4 separate regions of the Homo sapiens genome follow, and regions 2, 3 and 4 are each linked to region 1. A link is a contact called in ENCODE Hi-C data. All regions are on one chromosome and are shown on one strand. The core of a region is the stretch at or near the end of the contact, and the rest is flanking DNA. Distances in the headings are between cores, read along the strand shown.

Evidence for each region. A loop is a pair of places that touch in the nucleus more often than their neighbours do. Pooled maps may share reads with other maps.
Region 2: a loop to region 1 is called in a pooled map, with 13 times the contacts of the local background. The contact joins the promoter of SKIC3 here to the promoter of TMEM161B in region 1. A Hi-C loop is called at or near these places in 5 of 50 pooled maps.
Region 3: a pooled map shows a loop between it and region 1 (13-fold over the local background). The contact joins the promoter of CKMT2-AS1 here to the promoter of TMEM161B in region 1. A Hi-C loop is called at or near these places in 8 of 50 pooled maps.
Region 4: a pooled map shows a loop between it and region 1 (6-fold over the local background). The contact joins the promoter of KIAA0825 here to the promoter of TMEM161B in region 1. A Hi-C loop is called at or near these places in 4 of 50 pooled maps.

The regions. Positions count from the first base shown.
Region 1 is chr5:88,265,676-88,272,114 of GRCh38, forward strand. It overlaps TMEM161B (transmembrane protein 161B), which reads right to left and starts at 3,170. Exons shown (of 12, transcript NM_153354.5): 1 at 3,046-3,170. The coding sequence starts at 3,048. TMEM161B-DT (TMEM161B divergent transcript) reads left to right here and starts at 3,207. Exons shown (of 3, transcript NR_039995.1): 1 at 3,207-3,352; 2 at 4,851-4,910. RefSeq lists enhancers at 2,957-3,456, 3,147-3,336.
Region 2 is chr5:95,551,112-95,557,550 of GRCh38, forward strand. SKIC3 (SKI3 subunit of superkiller complex) reads right to left here and starts at 3,866. Exons shown (of 43, transcript NM_014639.4): 1 at 3,825-3,866. It overlaps ARSK (arylsulfatase family member K), which reads left to right and starts at 3,990. Exons shown (of 8, transcript NM_198150.3): 1 at 3,990-4,293. The coding sequence starts at 4,168.
Region 3 is chr5:81,298,096-81,304,534 of GRCh38, forward strand. It overlaps CKMT2-AS1 (CKMT2 antisense RNA 1), which reads right to left and starts at 3,474. Exons shown (of 2, transcript NR_034123.1): 1 at 3,192-3,474. ZCCHC9 (zinc finger CCHC-type containing 9) reads left to right here and starts at 3,492. Exons shown (of 6, transcript NM_001131035.2): 1 at 3,492-3,603. RefSeq lists enhancers at 3,221-4,010, 3,574-3,673, 3,824-4,003, 4,011-4,800.
Region 4 is chr5:94,614,700-94,621,138 of GRCh38, forward strand. KIAA0825 reads right to left here and starts at 3,905. Exons shown (of 21, transcript NM_001145678.3): 1 at 3,801-3,905. It overlaps SLF1 (SMC5/6 complex localization factor 1), which reads left to right and starts at 3,970. Exons shown (of 21, transcript NM_032290.4): 1 at 3,970-4,066. RefSeq lists enhancers at 2,919-3,783, 3,522-3,701, 4,012-4,191, 4,582-4,691.

The sequences.
Region 1 (6,439 bases), core at 1,920-4,419:
TTGAGCCTATTATATGTGTTTCTCTTATAGCATTTACACACTCTTCCCAACACTCCCCTCCACTCCCCTCAAAAAGAAAACTTTTCATCAAATCCAATTGATTATGGCAAAGGTTTATAACCTCCCCATGGCCTACTCTCCCACACCTGCCCACAAACCATTGTTCAATTACAGCAGTAAGTTACTACAGGATGATACACAGATGCAAGCCGTGATATCTGCAATTCCAGGAGCTAGCTCTAATCTACCTATCTTCCACAAATTAGCTTGAATGGTAGAAAGATTTATATTTGATCAAAGTTGGTCTGTAATTTTCAAAAAGGAAAGTGCAATAGAGCAAATGGCTTTATTCCATTAGTAAATTTCCTATAGACTTGTCTTCACAACAACTTGAAAGCATAAAAATTAAGCGTGAGTTCAGTATTTTCAGTCTGGATCATAATCCTATTCTCCTTCATTCATAATACAAAAACCTTGTTATAGGCACAGGTATCTATTGAGTATCGGTATACATAATGTATGAGAGAATGAGAGCACAGAATTAGTTTATCATTGATTAAAACAAGAATTAAATCAAAACATTCCAAGAGTTGTGTTCCATTCTGGAGCAGTATTTAAGACAGTAGTGAAAGACTTGGCCAAATATACAAAGATTCCAAGTACTATCTATGTGACTTATGAAAAAAATGAAAAAGAGAATGATAAAAGAAATCAAACTTAAGCCAAAATGGCATGGAAACAAAACAGTGGAAATCAGACTAACTTTTATTTAATCTGAAACATGTAACTATCCTCAAAAATGTTGAGTAGTCATGGAATCATAAATTTAAGAAGGTGCTTTAATACCCATCAAGTCCCACTTCTCTTACCCAGGAGGAATTTGGAACTCTTATCAAAATTGAGTGACTTTTCCAAATCCATATAACTAACAATGGGCAGAATCTGGGTCCTCTGGGGTCAATACTAATGTTCTTTTCATAATATCATTAGGCCCCAGCAATGCAAAACAAGTTCTGATTTCAACAAGCTGAATCCTCAATAAATTCAGCCCATGTTCACTTCATTTAATGGTTAAACTCTTCCCTTTGAAAAATTCCAAGCATTAACCACACTTGCATATACAGACATTATCAATTTCATAGCTGGGAAAGATAAAACTCAGCCAAGATAATTAGCTCAGAAATATAAGCACTTCCAGAAGGAAAAGAGCCAACTAGTTAGTTCCAAAATGACATTCAGAAAAACAGCATAAGATTACATTAGTTCCAAACATTAACCATCTCTTTTGAACCGACAGGATAAGCAGGATTCTACTTCTAGTATTCCAAAACACTGAGAACAAGTTCATGTTCAGCTTTTCTGTGACTATGATGAACTTAAGTATTTTAATTATACTTTACCTTCAACTTTTCAGACCAAAAAGTCAAAAATTAATCTTAAATTTAAAAAATGAAAATATGAGTTTTAGTCCAGACTGCCAAACTACTGTTACTTTAGAAAAATCACTGTCAATTTCTAGACCCCAGATTCTTTCTTCTGTAAAAATGGGGATGGAAGAGTGATTACTAGGCTTTGGTTTCTCCCAGTTCTGTTTTCCCTATCCTTGTCTAATTTCACTGATACAAAAGAAAAACAACTTTCTTAATACAAACCATATTATTCACTGAGGCTTAAAAAAAAAAACTTTAAAGAGATAGGTTATCTGGTAAAGTGCACCAGGAACTACATTATTTTGAAGGTCTTTGTTCTACATTCAGCTAAGTTTCTAAAAGTCATTCAAAAGCCAATCACCACACACATTAACTGAATGTTGGCAATATTTGGCCCTGAAAATATAAGACAAACTGAAGCTAAATTCCAGGACAGAAGCCTCTGCAAGTGAGGGTTTGAAATCTTGTATACGGTGAAGAAACTGACAATAATGAACTTCACCAGAGCCCCGTGATCTTGAAAAACAGCAAAGGTTAAGAAACCCCTTGCCCCCGTTTGTGTTCTGAGAAATTGGCTTACTGCAAAGAATCATCTTTCCTGTAGAACTTAGATAAGACTAAGGGTTGATCCATACCCCCCTACCCCTTGTTTACCTATAACAAGGCCATAACTAGACCCTTCTAATTCCCATCCTTTGCTTCGTAAATGACTTGCTGAAGTACCTGTCCCACAGATCAATCGGAACAAAATACTTATTAACCAAACTTTAAGATTCTCTTCTCTCGGGTACCTGAATTTTGTCCTTCCCTCAGTCTGAAACAACATATACAAACCTCTCCTAACAGCTCCTCCTCAGAATACATGGGCTCAGGGTAAAACATTATCTGGTTACTGCCGGATCATACCCATATTTTCATCCCAATTCCTGACATCTTATTTACCCCTACCAACAAAAGACAAACCCTTTCTGCCTAACCTTTAAGGTGCATGCAAATCTTACGGTCATTCTCCCTACTGCAACAGTTCCTTCAACCTTCCTCCACACCCCTGCAATATTCCTTTCGAATAAAGTCTGTCCTTACTAAACTCGGGTTTTTTATTTGACACCCTTTTCAATTATGAAATGGCTAAGTGTAAAGAATAAGGGGACTACCGTTTCTTTAAATGACAGGTGTTGATCTTATACAAGGAGACCCGTTGTGTCCACCTGGAGAGGCTAAAAGCATTTCTAAGATCTGAAGTTCTTGGCCACTGTTCCGCGGATGGAGAAGGGGGCGCAGAAGAGGTGACTGACCCGGCAAGGTCAACTCTGGGATCACCTGGCGCCACAGGCCATACACAGTAAATGGGCCATGAACAGGCAGGCTACCCAGTCCATACTCCCTGACAGATACGCCCCTGCCTCCGGCCCGCTAGTCTCCCAGACAGGTAGGCGTAATGCTGCTTCCTCAGGGGCTCAGACACCCTGAGATAGGTGGTGGGTCCTACCCAGCAGCTCATCCCAACGTCTCAACTCCATTCTGAGCAGAGCACCTGATGGCTCTTTTCACAGTACTGACCTCCCCGCCCTTTTCGCCCCACCGTTGTCACTCCTGCCCTCACAGAAGAACTCACCATGGCGCCTAGGATAGGTCGTGGACCAGACACCCTGGAGTTGCCGGGGCAGTCCCAAACCTCTTACCTCCCGGTCCTTGAGCCGAGAGACTCTCAAACAGCGAAAGAGAGGGTCTTCCGGCTCTGCCGGAAGTTGTGCGCGCGCGGGACAGGAAGTTCCTCCCTTCTCCAGAGCGCCGTCGACCCCACGCCACGCAGAGGTGAAGATACGCAGGACGTCCTCTAAAGCAACTTCCGTGGGTGCCAGGTTGTGGGCTGGGGGCGGTGCTGACCTTGAGAGAGCGGAGGAGGCGCAGGCGCAGCACAGGTACGTGGGCGGGCGGATCGTGGTGGCTGCGCTTGCGAGGACCCTGAGGTAGATTGGGTGGTTTCAACAGGAACGCATCCACTGTCTGAGAGGTGACGGAGGCACACGTTGGTGTGGGGAGCGGGAGGGGAGAGGGAGGGGGGCGGGTGGGGGGCGGGAGGGGGCCAGGGGTGGGAGTGAGGGTGCGCGATGGGAGTCGACTCCAGACCCAGGTGATTTAGAGAGAGTAAAGACCACCTTTGGCCGTCATTTTGTCTCAGCTTAACTGACGCCCTCTTGTTACCCTCTAGTTTTCCTGACTCGGTCCCTTATTAGCATATCCTCATTTCCACAGACCTGTCCGTCTGTTGCTTCTGTTCCCTGCCTTAGTGGGTACCGTAGCTCTACCCTCCTTCCGGGCAATGGAATCTCATAGTGAGAAGTTTCTTCACTATTCACAGGTGGCAATTGAAGCCGGAAGAACATCTACCAAGAGCAGAGAACCCAGGAAGAAAATTCTGCCTCTTTAATACGTTCCAATATGGACGTTTTCCATATAGATACCTATCTATATAGATAGATGCTCTGGGATCTGACGGTCCTGGACACCTGTATGGCTGTGTGCTGTGGTCTTTGCCTAGCCTGCGGTTCACTTTTGCTCTGGCCACCACCTCCCCTCATGTACAAACCGCGTCTCTGCTCTGCCAGTCTTGGCCCCCGTCAGGCAGCGGTTCACTCCCTCACCAGGGAAGTCTAGATAGATAGATATAGATAGATATCGATCGATAGATATAGATATATATATAGATAGATAGATAGGTAGATATATGGATAGATATAGATATTTGGATAGATATGTAGACGTCTATCTATAAATATATCGATATATCGGGGTTCTCAGCCATCCCAAAGAAGCTTGCACAGGGCCAGTTGCTTTATGTCAGGAAAAGGGACACAGACTGAGTGTATGAGGGTTTTTTTTTTCTATAGATGTATAGATATTTATATCAGATGCAAATAAGTGAAACTCTCATACAACTTTTAATTTTGTGTTTTTTCCAAACTCTATTCCATTCAACTTTTTCTGCCTTTTTATTTGATTATAATGAGACATCGTACTGGAGGCAGGCTTGAAATGGATATACAGAGCACTTTCAACCCAGAAATTTGTCTCACGACTTGGGGTCCTTACTTAAGTTGTAGCTGTTAGTAATTTCATCCATGAATTCACTTTGTGCCATAGTGTGATGTTTTGTTATGAAGTTGGAATTGGGAAGGGAAACTAGGAAGTTTTGGGAGAAGTTAAGAAGGTTGAGTAGGCAGGCGTTGTTATAGATATTAAATTTCACCCTGCTTATCAAAGTACCTGGAGCGTATGGTATCCAAGCTGTAAATGGCCCAAAGGAATCGGGGTTCTCAGCCATCCAAAAGAAGCATGCACAGGGCCAGTTATTTTATGTCAGGAAAGGGGACACAGACTGAGTGTATGAGGGTTTTTTTTTTTGTTTTTTTTTTTTAGTTTAAACTTGATTTTGTGAGGGGACGAACAGCGTGACAATTAAAAGAAGATCTGGGAATCGTAAGTACTGACAGAATACCTGGAGGGAAGGTGGGACTGGAGAATAGTTTGTGAAACAGATCCTGCTGAGGATGAATCCAGAACTTCCTGAAGGGTTCCGCTTCTGCTGTGTAGGGACAAGGTTGTAAATAGACAAGCCACAGGCACCTGCAAATGGTAAGTGTGGTAGAGAGGGGCTGGAATTGCCTGTTGGTGTATCTGTGGGAAGCAGCTGCTATCCTTGAGGAAGAAAAGATGGAGAAGGTAAGTGGCTATCAACCTGTCAGAGACAACACATTCTGTGAAGTTGTACTCTTTCATTTCTGACACTGTGGTTCTTAATATCTGTCCTAAACCTGGCAGTCATTGAGGTTCGCAAAGTATCTCCTTCTATGTGACAGTAAAACTGGAATTACTATCAGAATGGAATCCATTCCTGCTAGAGTAAAACCATGAAAAGAAATCGCAGTTTTGATTATCTGCTTATCATTTTTAATAGATCACAGAGTGCAGTGTTCCTTATTTGTTGTATGGCAAGTTGATGAATAACTCTTGATTAATATCTTTTAATGTTCTGTTTCACACAGTTCTCTCAATTACATGTGAAAAATCTGTTATATAAGTAATGCTATTTAATGATTAAAATGGATATATGTTTTAAGGTAGTGCCACCCAGTCTTTTTTTTTTGGTAGAATAATATTATTATCTATTGGTTGCCTGCCTTGAAGTACAGTAATTTCTCTGTTTCCATTATTTAAAATAGGTGAGTGTCTTTGACAAAGATACAAAGAAAGGGGACAGTTATGAAAGGGAAGAAAAGATAGATGGAGATGAAAAGAAATTCAGTAGTTTCAGCAAGGGAATTAGGAGCATAATCTTTGAGAAAAGTCTTGGTTGCTTACCATTCGGGCTTTGTGATGAGTTGAAATGTCCTGAATGAGAACTGTTCTCAAATGCTTTCAAGACCAACAAAAAGTACGATACCCACACTGACCTGGAACTCTTTAAACCATTAAGATATATCACTTTTTCGCAGTTCAGTCCATATTTTTTGCAAAATGTTCTGCTTAGTTTTTCTGCTAAGAAATTACTGTTTCTGAACAAGGTTAAGTGTCGTATGCTTTCATTGTAGTTTTTTTTCCCCTAACATATACTGTTTTCCTAATTAGACTATAAATTCCTCCACAGCTGGGACCTTGTTTTGTTTTCTCGCCTTCCCCATAACAAATATCATTTAAGTGAATGTTGTAAACAGTTACTTCATTTAAATTGCCCTTAAAATGCTTTATGACAAAGACGTTATTTGTAGTAATACCTATAATGGTAAAAAGTTTGTTGCAGTCTTACAGACGATAAGATTGATCAATTGTTATATATGCTTAGTGGAATTTTATCTAGCTGTTCTAAAGAGCCATTAGACTAGTCTTTCTAATGGAAAATGTTTATTGTCTAAGTTAAAACAGCATTTGAGGCCAGGCACAGTGGCTCACTCCTGTTATTGCAGCACTATGGGAGGCTGAGGTGGGAGGATCACTAGAGCACAAGAGTT
Region 2 (6,439 bases), core at 2,616-5,115, 7.3 Mb after region 1:
ATAATACAATTATATTAGTTTGTAATCTAATGAAAACAGAGAAATTTTTTTAATGTTAACAATGCATTTAAATAGTCATTAAAAATAGTAACACAACTACACATCTACAAATTCTAAGGATATTTTGATAGCATCCCTGAAGTGGCTTCTGTCAAACAAAAAACAATCTAGAATGGTCCCTGCAGAGAATGGAAGTGGTTTTGAAAAACTGAATAAAGTGAAAAAAAACATGCTACTTCAGAACTAGGAAGTAAACAATGTTTAGGTGAGGCAGGTAGGGATGAACAAGGAATGAAAAGTTTCCCTAACCAAAACACTCATTAGTGATCTACCGAAATAGAAGTGTCACTCCAACAGTAGAAAGTCTTACTGGTAAGAAAAGAAAGTATGGTAATCCAAACAATGTTTAGGAAAGTAAGATAATAGTTAAAAAAGAAAAAAAAGTACAAACTTGACTATTTCACTGGCTTCTTTAGCCCTGCTAACACTTGGCTGCCCTCCTCACCCAATCTAGTTTTATCACTCAGTCACTTCAACTCTGTTCTTACAAAGTACCCTAGATCCTGTCAGCCCCTTTACTCTGTCATATCCACCCACCAAGGCTTACCCTAGTTGAGAGTGAGCTTAGGAAATCAAATGGATCTAGGATCAAAGCCATTAGGCCTTGGGTACATGACTTCATTACTCAAAGCCCATTTCCTCACTGGTAAAGTAAGAATTACATCACTTACCTGATACACACATAGATGGAGTACTTGGACATAATCTATACTAATAATGTCCTATCTACTATTATTCTCTCAATCAACTTTGCTACTTGCCATTCCTAAAACAACTAGTGTGATAACTCAGTGTTAAAAATTTTCCCTACACATTCAAATCCCCAACCGTCCTGCAACCTCCTTCTTCCTTGCTCTCTCAAGAAGTAAACTTCTTACCTATACAAACGGCCCCTGACTTACAAATGGTTGAACTTACAATTTTTTGACTTTACGATGGGCTTATCAGCATATTAAATGCATTTTGACGTACAATATTTTCAAGTTAAAATGGGTTTATCATGGTGTAACCCACCATAAGAAGCATCTGTATTCCTCAAGACAGCTATCATCAAACATGAGTACCCTCTTCATATTAGTTACTACACTACATGAATACTAGAGTACAGCCTACAACAGGGATCACTCCCTCCTCCAAACCTCCAAACTGAGCTACTCAACTGCAACTTAACAAATATTATTTTTATTATCCTATATAGACATAATTCAATTATGTCTCCCAATTCAATAAATTCTTAGACGTAAGTCTTATATTTTCAGAGCTTCTTATATACCCAACACTTACTGGATAATACATATTCAATAAATAGCTAATGATCTTCCAGCTTCCAAGGCTTACCAGTGTTAACAAAAAAATGAGTGACTGAGGGAAGTGTCTCAATCAGTAGATGTTTATTGAGCCACACTTTGAGCACACGCCTGGGGAAAAACAAGCCACAGAAGCATCTGTGACCCACACTTTCCAAAGAGGGCTTTCGGAACTCAGTATTCTAGAGGAGAGCATGCAGGAGTGAAAAATGGCGGGAGGGAAGTAGGCAGTGAGGCAAATGGTTACATTCTCTTGAGTACCTTTTCTGATAGCATAGAATTACTGATTAGCAAAAATGTTGTACGTTCACAAAAGAGTAATCAAAACAATGAGGAAACCTGAAATTATGAGAACTAGCTGAAGAAACTGGGGACTAGGAAAAATAAATAAATGGTGGCGAGGGAGTTGGGGGAAGGACTGTTGAAAGGGAGAGATTATCCATGTAAAAGTGAAGAAAAATGCACTAATGAATGGTTAAAAATAGAGGAAGATTAACTTCAACTTAAAATAGGAACTTTTAATGAGACCTATATAAATGTGGAATGAGGTACTCAATGGAAGTGTTTCCCATCACTGGAGATGAAAAAGCACAGGCTGGACAATCCACTCAGCAGGAATGTTTTAGGATAAACTGAATGTCAGATGGGAAGTAGGACTAGAAGCCTCTTAGATTCTTCCAGCACAACGTCTCTAAGGCTCTAAAATATCTGTCTTGCTCCAAATCACTGCAGCACCTGCTCCTATTGACACTGCCAAGGGGAGAAAGAAGAAAAAGATGTATTCTTGTAAGCCTGTCATCAGAGTACATGTCCTGTGGAAACAAGGCTGTAGAGAGTAAGCACAGTTTATGGAATCAGACACAAAATTAAATATAACTTTTATGAATTTAAATGTCAGTCAATATTGTCACTATGGTAGAAAATACGTTCTACATTCCAAATTAACTCAAAACAAATTTGTTTTTATGAGAGAGCCCACTTGTATTACCTTCCGTGCTGTATTATTATTTCATGTATGCTTGGTTTTGCTTCCCTGAAATCTAAACTCATGTAAACTGAGACTATTGTTTAGGGGTTTTTTTGTTTTTGTTTTTTTTTTGAGATGGAGTTTTGCTCTTGTTGCCCAGGCGGAGTGCAAAGGTGCGATCTCAGCTCACTGCAACCTCCACCTCCTGGGTTCAAGTGATTCTCCTGCCTCAGCCTCCCTAGTAGCTGGGATTACAGGCGCCCGCCACCACGCCCAGTATTTTGCGTATTTTTCGTAGAGACGGGGTTTCACCATGCTGGCCAGGCTGGTCTCGAACCCCTAACCTTCGGTGATCCGCCCGTCTCGGCTTCCCAAAGTGCTGGGATTACAGGCGTGAGCCACCGCGCCCAACACTGTTTACGTTTTTGCATGCTCCCGCAGATCTTTATCATGCTGCTTGAGTAACAATTCTGCTACACTAACAGATAAACTAACTGCAGACAGAGCATTTAGTGAGTTACGGCACAGACTCTTCAATTTTCAGTCGTGCTCTGACTGGCTCCCTGTGTAAACTCAGGCCAGTCATTTAACCTCTCTAAGCCTGTTTTCCTATCTGCAATATGGTGAAAGTGAGGATTATAGAAAATATTCCATATAAAAGTACGTGGCACGCAGCAGATGCTCAGTAAATGCTTAGTATAACGCTCAGCACCTAAGTGCCATGTGAGTATTAAATAAACAAATCTGTTCCTTACTACAATTATCTTAGGCAAAAAAAAACCTGCCAGATATTAGTATTCAGTTGACTTAAGTAAGTAGTATAACTCCTCTTTTAACTGTCAGAATATTAAAACTACTAGTGTGATGTGCAAATTATATACCCGAAACTAGATACAGAAATTGGAATTTGGCTTTGGGACAGAAATCTGCTTCTTCCAGAACTCTCCAAAGGAATTCAACAGTCAAAAGAGACCGGTTTTTATTCTGCAGCAAAACAATGATATTCTGAACCTACGTCAACTAACTGAACATGTCACACAGCCCATTTCCCCCTCCAGTTTCGCTTATCTCCTTTGCTCTCTGAAGGCAAGGAACAGCTATGCTTTCCCCTGCCTACAGCCTGAAACTTCTTACTAGGCCCCGCTCCTCGCCCCATGGGAGCACAGTAAATCCTGACTGCACGGGGTAAGAGAAGCAATAAGATGAGACAGGCTAGAGATTTCCCTGGGAAGGTATTCGGGGGGGTCTAAGGCATTCACGGCGCACCTGAGGCGGTCCACCCAGAGGCCCCACAAGGCACCGCCCTATTCAACTTAAGTGACAGCCGCGCCGCCACCTCATCGCCGCCCAGTTCACGCTCTCGCCGAACACTCAGCCACGCTTGCGCGGCCCAAAATGAACAGCCCCGGCCCCGATCCTTTCTTTCTCTAAGTACCATTTCAATCGCCTTTAGGATCCCTTGTGCAAAACCGACAGAAATCCAAACCCACCTGGAGCAGATGCTCCTCTTCTACAAACGCCGAGGCTGCAATGAGAGCGCATGCGCCTTTCCCAGGACTCATTCACGTGACTGGAAGTGGCTGGGTTCTGATTTGCTCGGTATTTGATTAAAAGGTCTTAACGTGGGTAAAAGCGGGAATTTCTCTGTTGCGCATGTGCGCGCTCTCCGCCTGATAGGAGTTGTAGTTCTGCGGGTGAAGCTCGGCGTTACTATCAAGCAACCAAACTGCAAGCTTTGGGAGTTGTTCGCTGTCCCTGCCCTGCTCTGCTAGGGAGAGAACGCCAGAGGGAGGCGGCTGGCCCGGCGGCAGGCTCTCAGAACCGCTACCGGCGATGCTACTGCTGTGGGTGTCGGTGGTCGCAGCCTTGGCGCTGGCGGTACTGGCCCCCGGAGCAGGGGAGCAGAGGCGGAGAGCAGCCAAAGCGCCCAATGTGGTGCTGGTCGTGAGCGACTCCTTCGTAAGTACCGCGAGGCAGGGGAGGGGCGCCCCGCTGGGGATCGGCGACCTCACCGCCGCCGCCTGTGCTGCAGGCTTTGGGGAGCAGAACCTGAGACATTTTCAAACACCTTTTACCCCGATGCAAAGAAAGAAATACATTTTATGTGAGGCCCCGTGTACTCACACGTACACCACATACCTATGCAAACATGTAAAACAATAGTGAAACACTGAAAACATCTTTGCAGATCTTTTTTTTTTAATACTGACCTCGATTCGCTAAATTATTTTACCACGACTAATGAACTTTCAGTCCATACCCCCGTTTGGTTTAATTGTGTGGTAAAATAACATTCTGCATCTCCATAAAAGCGTGTTAGCTTTCCAAAAGTCATTTTCCAGTTCACCTCAAGTTTGCAGGAATTCATGTTTGGGTGAGAAGTGAAGAAAGTTTATTTTTATTACCCAGGTCTGTGATAATCCTGTTAGTGCTGATTCAAATGGAATCGTTGGTATAACTTGATTCACTCCCCCGTATTCCAGAGAAATTGTGTGTATGTGTGTGTGTTGGTAATGTGGCTGAATCCCAAACTTAAACAGTTTTTGAAACTTTCCCAAGCCAAAGGTGCTACTGTCAACCTTACGCGATGCTTTTAGGATGATCCATGTTTTAAAAAGTGCTGCTTAGACAATTGTTTGGTTATTAATTGTAATATTAGTTTATTATCACTCGGTGTTACTGTGGTCACACAGATGTTGGTGTTAAGCATATCTGGCACTAAAGAGTGTTTGTAATCATATGTTGTATTTCCTTTCTCGTAGATTCCTGATGATTAAAATTACATAGTCTGGATGTGCCCATGGGATTTTTTGAAAATATTACTTAAAGTTATCTTTGTGATTTAAACTTAGAGAATGGGCAGTACTGGAAATTGACTAGATGGCATTTTATTACAGAGTGCTCTTGTAATCAAAGGCAAATGAAGGAAGCAGGATTGTGCAGAGGAGAAGCTGAATTTTGTTGCCATCTTATGAATGACAGTTCTCAAACTAGTATGGTGCTTCAGAGCTGCTTTCCAATAGGAGTGAGGAGAACAGACCTTTCCACCTGCATGTTGGATGGCCACTGGTTGTGGGCTGCTCCTAGAATGGGGCATGGTGTTGGGCAAAGCAGCTGTCTTCAGCAGAGGCAATTGTTCATTCCTAAAAGGGAATCCGAATGTGGATCACAACATCCCAGAAACTTCCAAAGATGACTGAGATATATAGGTTTGTTATTTTTTTTAGTGTAGTATGAATGCATAGATTTTTCTATATTTGTGCTTAAATTTTTTGCATTCACGGCCGGGCGCGGTGGCTCACGCCTGTAATCCCAGCACTTTGGGAGGCCGAGGTGGGCGGATCACGAGGTCAAGAGATCAAGACCATCCTGGCTAACACAGTGAAACCCCGTCTCTACTAAAAATACAAAAAAATTAGCCGGGCGTGGTTTCGGGCGCCTGTAGTCCCAGCTACTCGGGAGGCTGAAGCAGGAGAATGGCGTGAACCTGGGAGGCGGAGCTTGCAGTGACCTGATATCGCACCACTGCACTCCAGCCTGGGCGACGGAGCGAGAGTCCGTCTCGAAAAAAAAATAAAAATAAAAATAAAAAAATTTTTAAAAAATAAAAAATAAAAAAAATTTTTGCATTCACATACTTGTTAATATTCAAACTGTCCTATCTTTGGCCAGTGGAAGCCCCTTCAGGTGGTTCTGAGTCCTTTTGACCCATCCCCATTAGTATTTGACAGCTTGCTTTAACAGAGTTCCATGTCCACAATACATATTTCCTGTCCCATCTTGTATTTAGAGACCACAGTCTGAGTGTTAGGGTGTTCATTGCATCTAGACCTTTCCAGTGGACAAATCTAGAAAGTATATAATATTTTAGAATGAGAAAAATAAATTGTGAGATCATACTGATACTTTCCATTCAAATTTAAGATTACAAGTTTATTCTTTGATTTTTATACTTATATCTTTTTTGTTTTATGCCAAATATTTTGGTCTAAATGCATTAATGCAATTACTTATTTGCTTTATCCAAACATATAATATGTATATATCAATGTGTTTGAAAATAAGACTGTAATATTACTAGAAATAATGCTAGTCCTGAGTGCAG
Region 3 (6,439 bases), core at 2,224-4,723, 7.0 Mb before region 1:
TCACTAGCATTGTGTTCTATGGCAATCACTTAACTTCTCTGAAACTTAATTTATTGATCTGTAAAACAAGAAGATAGGGTTTTAAGAGGTATGTATTTCTATGAGTCTATAATTAGAAATTCTCATGTGCTGTGTCAAAACTCCCATGGATTAAAAATAACTCTTTAATAATGATTCTAAATGTAATACACACCCATTAAAGAATATCTGTAAAATTATGTATAAAGAAAAAAACCCTCACAATCCTATTACTCATGGGCCTTATTGTAAGGATCCTAAAGCAGCTAAAAATATCACTGACAGGTTTTTAAGATGTCAGAATGTCACTGGTCTGGATCTTATTTTTATTTCCAACAGCAGGGTCATTAATTTTTTTCCTCTCTCTTCTGCTGTATTTTTCTGCATACTATAAAAAAGTTCAATAACTGCCCGGAGAATGCATTAGGTACAGTTTTCCACACAATCCTCTTCTCCAGATCTATTTTATGGGATCTCCTGTATGATCTAAAACACTATCCACAGTTGTTCATTGCTTAAGCTCTAATGGATAAAGTTTGAACACTATAATTTCACATTTAAAAACACTTTAATTTGGCAAAATCTCATCCCAGCCTTCCTTTCCAGATTCACTGTTCTCCGTTCCAAATTGCTCTATAGGTAAACTGGCTGCCTGGAGGCTGTTCACTCTAATGTGTGAGTCAGTTAGAGGGATGGTCCACCCAGGCTGGGCCTTGGACACTTCTAGTCCTCATCACCTATTGGTCACTTCATCTAGGGTGGCCAAGCGCCTAATATTCAGAGAGAATCTGGGCAAGAATGAAGATTTAAAATTCTAATGGTAGTGGTTTCAATTCCTGGTAATATGGAATAAGCACACTCCACTGTCTCTGCCAGTGAATCAAGCTATAAATCAGCAATTTGAGGACTGGAAAAGAAACAGCAGCAGGAAAATTGAGAAGACGACCAGAATTCCTTATTTAACATTTACCTTCCTGATAATATTGTTATAAAAAATACATTTACAGTATTTCAATAAGTAGATGGGAAAACTGAATACAAACATAATCCCTTGAACTGTAAAAGTAAATACTTTCCAAAAAAAAAAAATCGAATTTGGGCAAGGATAACTTAGTAAAGTGTTTTAAAGTGGATCAAGTAGACAAACAATCCTCTGCAGTATTTCAAAGTAGCAGAGCACACAGGTTTGGATTGAGATCTTGGTTCAAATCCTGACTCTACCTCTTATTAGCTGTCTGACCTTGGATAAGTTACGTCAGCTCTGTGAATTTATTCCCTCATTGCAAAATGGAGAAAATAATAGTACCAACCTCACAGAATACTGAGTGGACTAATTAGGTAACGAATGCAAACCATTAAGCATACTGCTGGCACCTATAAAATGTTCAGTAAAGTTAGCTATTAGTAGCAATAGTTTCCTCCGAATTCCAAAGGACTTATTCTACGCCCTATTTGCTCAACTACTAATCTTTATTGGACATACCGCTACAAAAAGAAATCGGTATGTTCCTTTGCTTCCAAGAATGAACGACCTACAGTTTAAAATGCAATATACCACTAAAAAGAAAAGTTTTAGTTAAATGCGCCCTCTAGTGGTATGTTATGTGTAAGTACCTTGCATCTACCAAAGATAAAACCTCTTCATGAAATGTCACTACCCTGAAACCAGCTGGTTGAGATCATTACAGTATGGGCAGCACTACCACACATCTTTTAGGAAGTTCCCTATCTTCAAGAGCTGGAAGTTGCTGTTGTTTGTTTGTTGTCTTTTAAAACTTTCTCCACCATATGAACTACGGTATTTGTGATATGTACCATACCAAATCTCAACATTCCTACAAGCACTGACTTTAAAATCCCTTCTCTTAAAGAAAACTGGGCCACTTTCTAGTTTGCTTTAAACAAACATCGCAAAGTACTTATTCTTCATTTACTTAACAAATACGAGGGCCAGGCGCGGTGGCTCACGCCTGTAATCCCAGCACTTTGGAGGGAAGAGGTGGGCGGATCGCCTAACTCAGGAGTTTGAGACCAACCTGGCCAACATGGCGATATCCCATCACTACTAAAAATACAAAATCTAGCCGGGCGCGGTGGCGGGCGCCTGTAATCTCAGCTACTTGGGCGGCTGAGGCAGAAGAATCGCTTGAACCCGGGACGCAGAGGTTGCAGTGAGCCGAGATCGCGCCATTGCACTCCAGCCTGGGCGACAAGAGCCAAACTCCTTCTCAAAAAACAAAACAAAACAAAACAAAAAAACAAATACGCAGTGAGCACCAAGGATGTACCAGGCAATGAGGATACAATAAACTTACACAATTATTGTGTAATTACAAATGTGAACCGTGTCATAAGAAAGTATAGACTGCCGTGAGCACACAGTAGGGGATTGGTCTAGTATGGGGGTAGGGGGCTGGAAGGCTTTCTTGAGAATAAAATACTTAAAGCCTTGAAGGGTGAGTAGAAAGTAACTGGAAGAAGAAAAGGAGTACCATACAAAGAGACTAGCAAATGTAAAGGCCTGGAGATGGCAAGGTACACACGGCATTTGAGAAATTGAAAAAATGATCCTATGCACGGAGCTCAAAGGAGAGACTGAGCAAGGTGAGGCTAGGGAAGTAGGCAGGGACTTCATAAGGAGTTCGAATTTCATCCTAAAACAATGGGAAGCGAAGGGAGAGTTTAAAGCAGTACAGCAGTACTGCTTTAAATGTAATGATTTACATTTTCAAAAGTTCCGTTCCTACGACACGGAAAATGGATTTCAGGGAGTTGGGGCAGAATGAATCCCCAGACCAGTTGTAGAACTACAGGTACAATATGGGACAAGGGAGGAGGTGCCAACAGAGATAAAAAGAAGTGGACAAATATTCAAAAGGTTAAATGGATTGAGCAAACTGTTGAGAGTAGTGGTCCTGGTAAATTGCATTTTTTCACTAGGCACAGCTGGTGGTGGTATCCATTTGCAAGAAGCTACAGAAAATGAGCCGTTTGGAAATCCAGGGTTTTCCTCTTAAAAAGAGAACTTGTTTGGCTACAAAGTGTTAACATTTTAATTGAATGCTCAACGAGCACTGAAGGGGGGACATGAGGCACTGCCTCTCACCCAAGAGAGCCCCCAAATGTCCTTTTCAGACTTTTATCACAGTGACCCACTCCCACCGCGCCTTTACCTTGCCTCTGCCTGGAATGTCCTTAACTCCCTCTTGCCGGCAATTTCACCAGATTTTTGATTTCTTATCCAGTCTCACGGGAAGCCTTTCCGGCATCTCCCACCCTACCGATCTTCCCGTCTATCTCGCCTGCTACACTGTGAGTTCAGACAGCACGGATTGAACTCTTCATCTTTTCGTGTCGGCGTCCTGCACAGGGCCATCCCATCACTAAGCGCGCCACAAACTCAGCCCAGTATTGACGCCCACGAGTCGCTTGTAAAGACCGTCTGTGACGCCGGAAGTGACGCGCTCTCGGGCACTATGTGCTTCCGGTCTCCAATACCGCAGGAGGGCGGTCTTCCCCGGCTCGCCAACTCGGCTGCTCTGGGGGATTCGTGCGCGGTAAGAAGCTGCGCGGTAGCGCGGTGAGGTGAGGTTCTCAGCCACCAAAGCTGCAGGGTCTCGTCGTTCGTTCCCTCTGGCCTGGCGGAACTTGCGTGGGAAGCTGGGAGGACAGAAGGCTTAGCCGCTGGGTCCCTGAGCTGGCTGGAGCGCGGGCTGTCTAGGGGCGGCGACCTCAGCTGTTGGGCTCCGGCTGCTGGGGGCTGTGCGTCCAGCCGCCCTGGAATCCGCCTGTGGGTGGGCCGCTTGGCTCTCCCACTTCACCCTCTTGATAACCCAGAGCCTCCCCCTTCCCACGTACGTAGGGGAAGGATAATCTACTTCCTTTTGAACAGCTTCGGTCCCCACTATGACAGTCGCATAAACTTCAGCGAAGAGTGCGCTGGTAAAGTGGCATGGAGTTTCTCACACCAATTCATTGGGTCCACCCTTCAGCTTCTGTGGAAGGGGTCTTTCTGTTACTAGGAGCTGAGACTTGGGGGGTTGCCAGGGATGCTGGTCTTAAAAGGTGATAATTTAGGCCGGGCGCGGTGGCTCACGCCTGTAATCCCAGCACTTTGGGAGGTCGAGGCGGGCAGATCTCCTGAGCTCAGGAGTTCGAGACCACCCTGGGCAACATGGTGAAACCCCTTCTCTACTAAAATACAAAAAATTAGCTGGGCGTGGTGGCACGCGCCTGTAATCCCAGCTATTCGGGAGGCTGAGGCCCGAGAATCGCTTGAGCCCTGGCGGCAGAGGTTGCAGTGAGCCAAGATCGCCCACTGCACTCCAGGTTGGGCTACAGAGTGAGACTCCGTCTCAACAACGACCACAACAACAACAAAAAAGGTGGTGGCTTAATACAGCCATGCTCCCCTTAAGAACTGGTATAGTTATGAGAAATGGTTGGGCCGTTTCGTGGTTGTGTGAACATCATAGTGTACTTGCACAAACCTACACAGCTGGGCCGTATGGGATAGCCTGTTACTCCTAGTCTACAGACCTGTACAGTATAACTACTAAATACTGTAGGCAGTTGTAAAAGGATGGTGTGTATCTAAACACAGAAAAGATACTGTAAAAATATAGTGTAAAAGAAAACATGGTACAGCTGAATAGGGCACTTACGCATGGAGCTTGCAGGGCTGTCGGTAGCTATTAAGTGAGTCAGTGAGTGGTATGTGAGTGTGAAGGCCTACGATATTATTTAGGGTATTACTGTACACTACTGTAGACTTTATAAATGCGGTATGCTTAGTCTAAGTTTATTAAAAATAAGGTAATAACCTTAGCTTACTGTGCTTTTTTAACTTTATAAACTTTTAAATTAATTTTAACTCCTTGACCTTTTTTTTTTTTTTTTGAGACGGAGTTTATTCTCTCTGTCTCTCATTTTTGAGACAGAGTTTTGCTCTTGTCACCCAGGCTGGAGTGCAGTGGCGCAATCTCAGCTCACTGCAACGTCCACCTCTTGAGTTCAAGCGATTCTCCTGCCTCAGCTTCCCAGGTGGTGCGCGCCTGTAGCTGGGACTACAAGAGTGCGCCACCACGCCCAGCTAATTTTTGTATTTTTAGTAGAGATGGGGTTTGACCATGTTGGCCAGGATGGTCTCGATATCCTGACCTTGTGATCCACCTGGCCTTGGCCTCCCAAAGTGCTGGGATTACAGGCGTGAGCCACCATACCCGGCCCACTCTTTTGTAATAACACTTAGCTTAAAATGCTAATGTGTTGTATAGCTATATAAAAATATTTTCTTTATTCCCTTACATTATTCTATAGCTTTTTCCTGTAAAAATTTTTTTTGTTGTTATAAACTAAGACACACACATTGTGCCTACACCGGGTCAGGAGCATCAATATCACTCTTTTCTTCCTCCACATCTTGTCCTACTGGAAGGTTTTCAGGGGCAGTAACATGAATGGAGCTGTCATCTCCTATAATAACTGCTTTTTTCTGGAATACTTATAATTGTCTAGTATTATGTACAGTACATCATTGTAAGCATTATGCTTGTATATGACTGGCATCCCAGGTTTGTTTACACCAGCATTACCACAGACATGAGTAATGTGTTACACTACAAGTTATGAGGGCTACAAAGTCAATAGGAATTTTTCAGCTCCATTATAATCATCTGAGACCAGTATCATGTGTGCAGTCGCTGTTGACCTAAATGTTATGTAGCATGTGACTAGCTGATGAATCTTTGATTATGGCTGAATGTTCTCATTCATTGCAGGAAAAAAATATCCTCCAAATCACTAGGTAGTATGTAAGTGACCAAAACTTTTTTCCATTTTATGTTGGAGCCAAATCATTAGTGTTAGGATAAATTACTTCTTTATGTATGTGCTCTAAAATGAAAAGTTATTTCTGAATATTAAAGCATATGTATTAAGAGTATAAAAACAAGATACAGATTTTGGTGTGAAATATATCTTATGATTCAAGTCATAATTTAAATAGAATTGAAGATGATGTGAAATCACTGGGCTGGAAGTAGCTTATACCTTGATTAGTAAGAGGAAGCCCGGGATCATCCTGTGATGGTAAACACTTTTATATGTTTTACTTATAACTTTGCCAGGAAATTTCAACAAACTTCATATTAAAGGACATGATTTCTGTATACTTAGTAATCTGCTATGCAAATTGTTGCATTGAAATGGCAGACGAAGCAAGAAGATTGGGAGAAAGTAGCTGTGGGACTTGGAGATAGGAAAATAAACAGCCGGGAAAACTGCAGAATGTGGGAGGAATAATTGCATTCATTGTATTACTATCTGATTTATATTTTATGAAATAATTTGGTTTCTTAAGATAGTTTTTCAATTTTAAGCACACCTTTTTTAACTGGTGTGGCAGCTTTTCTGGTAAGTG
Region 4 (6,439 bases), core at 2,655-5,154, 6.3 Mb after region 1:
TCCTGGAAAAAAAAAAATCTCTTTTCTTTGCATTCCCATGTTTTGTGTTCAATGATGTATGTAAATTGCCCTACATATAATTATTTGTTTATATAACTTTCTCTCTCCTAGTAGACTGTAAGTGAAAATATTCTTCACCTTTGTCTAATTTATAAAGCATTTTTCATATCCACTAATCTTTTATCCTTGCAAGACTGAGCAAGAAAAAGAATCAATATTTATTTATCAGCAATTGTGTATCAGACAACACGTTTGAGGCTTTATAAGTCAACCCACTTAACGCTCACAGCAATCCTATGGATCCATTTTACATATGAAAACATAAGCTCACAAAGGTTCAGTGACTTATTAGTGTCATAGCTGGTAAAAAAAAAAAAAAAAGCATGGCTGTGATTTTTTTAACTCTATTCTTCCTATTGCAAAAACATGATTGTGTGTCCACCAATGTGGAAGACGTGAACACATATAAAAGCTTACATAAAACACATCAAAATTGATGAGGGTTTTCTGGCACTCCAGAACTGCTATATTCAGATAATACTTAGGAGTCAACTAAAGTCAGAGGATTTTTGAGGTAGGAGGGACCTTACAGATAATATAATCCATCAAACTCCTATATGTTATAGATGAGAAACATGATACCCAGAGCTTTTGCACACATTTAGCAGCTGAACCAGGATTAAAAATTCAACTGGAGGCTAGCAAAGTGGTTAAGATTATCGCTTTTGGGATCAGAGCCCTTCATTCAAATCATAGCTGTGTTTAATGACTATGCGTAACCTACGACAATTTACAAAGCTTATCTTTGCCTCAGTTTTAGCATCTGTAAAAGGAGGATAATAATACTTACCCACTGTGCTGTAAGGAGTAATTTAACACTGAATAGCAGAGAATAAACACAGAAAAATATTAGATATTCTCTCATCTCCTGTCTCACAGTCCAGTCTTCTTTGCAGGACAGCACATTGCCTTTTATGAATGAGTGTGGAGTGGACACTGTATTTCAGGGGCAAGGTGAGTAAAAATAAATATTTATTTATGTGGTAAATCCTTTAAAAAATGTACAAATACTTCTCGGTGGATAAATAACATTTTAAAAAGGAATCATTCATTCAATAAATGCTTATTTTTTATTTTTTAGAGACAGGGTCTTACTCTGTTGTGCAGGCTAGAGTGCAGTAGTATGATCATAGTTCACTGTGACCTATGTTTATTTATTAAAGGAAGTATAGAACATAGTAAAAAGAGCCAAAATTTAGAGGATCTGGATTCAAATCCTCTTGCCTTAGCCTCCCAAAGTATTGGGGTTACAGTCATGAGTCATGGTTCCTGACTTATTTATTGAGCTTCTATTACACGCCAGGCACAGTGCTAGATGCTGGGTTTGAGATGACGAACAAAACAGACATAATCCCAAACTTCATAAGCACTGAAATTTGATAGCAAAATATCCCTGAGATCTGCCTACGGGATCTGCCTACAAGTCAATGCAATGTAATCAAATACACATTAGTATTTCAGGCTAGCTATACCTATACAGTTGTAAAACAGGATATTCTTTAGAATTAACTTCTATGTCATTTCTAGTATTGGTCATTTCAACTAAATTTTTGTAAATTCTCTGAAAATTAGGCTATTTCTGTTTCTCTATATAGAATTGGGTATTGGGATGGGCAGGTTTAATAAAGCATATTCCTGAAACTATGTGATAATCCCCATCTGTTTGAGGGTTACGTGAGTGGAACAGCACAGTTTTGCTAATAATTCCTTATAAATCATTACAAAGTTGAATTTTATGAATTTGTGCTCATTTACTCATTCTTTCTCCCTACACACACACACACACATGCACACACAAATATACATGTATACAAATGTGTGTGTGAAAAGCTGTCTAAAGAGATAGTTAGCTGATACTCTGGACTCAGTCACCAATATGCTTGCTGATGGTCTCCAGATCTTCTGCATTTGCCCCAAGTGTTATGCTAATGTACAGTATAGGCATTTGTTTGAATTAGGATAATAAAACTGGCCAAGGATAAAGGCACTAAAGAAACTGCATTATTTAGATGTCAAAATTACCTTATGGTGATGAACACATCCCTTAAGTCCCTTTTATCCTCAAGTTTTGCTATCCACTTGATTTCTAAATGTGACATACTATCTATCCATTTTTACCTGGAGTGAAAATAATGATACTGTTATGTTTACTTATAAAGGTATAGAGCACAGTAAAAAGAGCCAAAATTTAGAGTCAGGTAGACTGGATTCAAATTTTAATTGTGCCATTTAATTGTATAATTTATGGAAAATCACAACCTCTTTGGGTCTCAGTATAAAATGTTTTGCAAAATAGAAATAATACAATTTTTGTGATTTTCTTTTTTTATTAAACATTAAATAAAATAATAAATGTAAAGTGCCTGGCAGACAGTATCTACTTGGGGTAAGTATTAATGATTGGCTACATTCAAGAGCAATTCAAAGAGAGAAATCACTGCCTCTAAAAACTAGTTGCTGTACAGATATAATACATAATATCCCTGAAGTAATTTATAATACTTTCAACTGGAGAAATAAAGAAAAAATACAAGATTCAACAAAATGTCAAGATTGGGATTAATGGGGCGATTATAAGTTTGTTGAATTATTAACCAACAAGGCCAGAAAATCAATGTGCTGTCCTAAATATGGTTTGTTGCATTACTCTCAAAAGGTTAAGAAGACACTGGCCTGGTGTTAACAGGGGCCTTGAATTGAACATATTGCATTTTTCTTTATCGGTATGCTCCGATAAAGAAAATGTTTTTATGGGTATGAGGAGCATACCCATAAAAAAAATGCAATAGTACCTACAACTCTTTCGGGAACTGACTGTTTTGAAAAAATAACAGTCAGCTGCCTTTTACGGGGGTTGGTGGGGAGGTAATTATCTAAATATAAGGTGGCAAGTGAAAACTAGTTACCTAAGAAATTGCATTACTTAAGAGAAGTCGCCAAGGTTCACTACATCACATCTTTCAAATCTTAAATGAGCACCTTTCCTCACATTATCCCTTTGTCGGAAGCAATTTCTCTTTACAACTATTCTGGCTACCTCAGACCTCCATCCAAAATTCTCCTGAATCCTTCATTATCGACAAAGCCTGGAGCAGAACGCAAGCATTCCTTTCTGAAAGCACACATACTTACTGATCACTGCTTTCCAAAAATGCATCTAATGCCCAAGCATGAAATTACAAGCTTGTTCTCTTATGTCTCAGCCATGAAAACAAAGACCGTTCTTCTCATCCAATTCAAATGGCGGGAGGAACCTTCAATTAATTCTAAATCAGGAAGGAACCTCCCCATCTCACTTCCTAAATGTTTGTAAAAGATGTCTTCTTCAGCCAACCTCCTGCCTTCCAGGCACGGCACCCCAGAACTACGGAAACAGTACTCAGGAATCAAGAGTGGCCAAACGCTGCCAATGGGAGATAGGAAACTCGTTGATCATTGGTAGAGAAACTCGGCACAACGCCGAGTCACGGTACACGGTGTCTTCGGCCTCGCCCAGGGACACTTGGTGACCCGAGGTCGAGTTCCAAGTCGGAGACAGATTTTGCGAGTGGATAAGACGGTAAGCCGGGATCCCAGGGCCTTCTCCAGCTGCACTGGGTGTCAAGCGCCACGGGGTTTGATGGGGACTCCTTCTGGTTCCACCCTCGCCCACTCACTTCTCGGGCTGGCCATAATGCTGCACAGAGCCCCGGCCAGCCATTAATATCAGGCGCAGGAGAAAACCCAGTAAAATCACTTACCAGTCTTCCACCTCCGGTGCTGATCTAGCAAGAGCCTGACCCGCTGGCCAGACTCAAGCTCTGCACCAGGTATTACCACCCTGGCGACGGCTCCGGAGCGTCACTGACAACCACCCGGAAATGGTACTATCGCTTCCGGGGCTGCCTAGCGCGCGGCGGGAAATTGTTTCCCAGAGCCCGGATTCGTGAAGCAGTTGAGTGCTGCAGCGGCAGTCGTCGCCCCTGCCGCCGCTGCCACCGAAGGAAGCATCCCAGACACCGGGAAGGTAAAGGGGCTCAGCTAGGAAGACACAGTGTATTCTGTCTCTGTGGGGATGTTTCTTCGCCGGGCGGTACCTCCGAAGTTTCTGCCTCCCGGCTGTGAGGCTAGGAAGGAAGCGGCTGGGGTGAGCGGCAGCGGTGTCTGGCTCTCGCGCTTTCTCCAGCTGCAGTTCGTTCCAGCTCTCCCGACTTCGCGCTCGGCGCCGGAGTTGGTGGGCTGCAGCTGCAGACCCCGCGACGCTTCGCCCGTGCCGCTGCGGGGACTGCCACCGAGCGCCCCTCTGCAGTACTGGGCTGAGCCACTTCCCCCGCTTCTGCTTGCGCAGCTCTGCCGCTCGGCCCGCCGCCTGGAAGGCGCTAGGCCCCCCGCGTCTCTCGTTTCCATAGAACCCATGGGGACGCCTCATCCTGATACCAGAATTTTGGCTGCTTTCCATAACTTAGCGTCTGCGAAGGTGGCTGGGATACCCCAGGCCCACTTTCCTGTGACGAAGAAAATTGTGTCATTCTTTCCTCTCTAGTAGAATTTTTTTTTTTTAAACTGCTAAAACGGCAGTGATCCTATCTCTGACTGCTATAGGCCTTTAAACACAAACATACACACATACACTTTTCGCTGAAGGGAGGGTCTGTGTTCCTGGGGTTTATATTTCAGCTGCCTGAAGGCTGGAAACAAGACTGAGTGGCTATTTTAAGATTTCTTCCACTTCCAAAGCCTCAGATTAAATATTGACAAAAAAAAAATTGGTCCGTCTCGGGTACTTCATATCATTATTTGACTCAGGAGTTAGATGGAGCTTGATTTTGGAGGCGCCAGCCTCTTTTTTGACGAATGACTTTATTAAAAAATTTTGTTGTTGTTGTTGAAATATTGGGAATGAACATTTGAACTGAATTTACAATGTATGTGTGACAGACAATGCACCTTGTGGACTTTTTGGTTTATGTTATTCCGTTGTGCCTCAATTCTTGGAAATACCTGTGGATGTGCAAGATGTTCTCATTATTGGAAAGTTTGATTACGTATATTGCAGGTGTTCAATACCTAAGTTGCTAGTATGAGGTGAATTTATATTAAAGAGTATATTTCTTTATTTTCTTTTCTTACCTTTCCTTCCTTCCTTTGCTTTCTTTCTTTCTTTGACAGAGCCTTGCTCTGTTGCCCAGGCTGGAGTGCAGTGCCTATCGGCTCACTGCAACCTCCGGCTCCCAGGTTCAAGCAATTCTCCTATCTCAGCCTCCCGAGTAGCTGGGATTACAGGTGCGCGACACCACGCCCGACTAATGTTTTGTATTTTTAATAGAGACAGGGTTTCACCATGCTGTCCAGGCTGGTCTCGAACTCCTGATCTCAAGTGTTCCGCTCGCCTCGGCCTCCCAAAGTGCTGGGATTACAGGCGTGAGCCACCGGGTAACTCTTGAGTATTCTTAATTTAAAGGAACTAGGATGTTCAAATACTTGAATGTTTAAGTCAATTTTATTGTAAAGACAGCGAACCTTCAGTACTGCAAATAAACCCCTATTCTGTTTTCTAAATCCAGATTTTATTATGCGTTATTAAGTAAAATTGAATTATATAACCTAACATTTTCTTGCTTCCCTAAAGCATAAAGCGTGGATCACGTGAAAGTCATTGAAAAGATGATCAAATGTGGTTACTTTTCATAATCAAAATTCAGAACTGAAGATTTCGTAATAAGCATCCACATTTTCCACTGATGTTCAAAAACATTGCGTTTTGGGAAACCAATAGTATAGCTTTTATTTATTAGTACTTTCCTTATTATATGTATCTTGATTATATTACCCTAAAGTAGGGTTTTCACCATTTAAATAAAACTTTTTTAGAAAGTAAAATAAAAAATTCTGTGTTGGCTTTGAATAATAAACCCTAAACAAAACGAATTCTCTCAAGAATGTAACTAAAATGAGACATCATCTGTTACTCTTGTAGTTGACTCTTTGAATATACTAATAGAAAATATATCTGTATAATGTACTATGTACTGTTTTTCACCTTATAAGGGCATGTTACTGCTTAAAAGTAAAATAACCCTGGAACTTTTAAGTTCACTTAATTCATACTTTCTATCAAAATTACTTTGAAATTTAAAATACACTGTCTGGTTATTTTTGAGGAGGAAGAAAGACTTTCTCATATGAATCACTCTAATGATTGATACCAAATCACTTTTGAGAGGAAAATAATGAAAACTTTGTTTCTCATTAGACAAAAAGAGCACTCTTTAGATTGTTTCTAGAAATGCTTTGAAATTTTAGGCACTGTTATTTTACTGAAAATAATTTATAATTATGTTTAAATTTTTTCAGTGATATTGCTGTTCTAAATGTCTTCCCACCCTTGTACTGTTCTTTC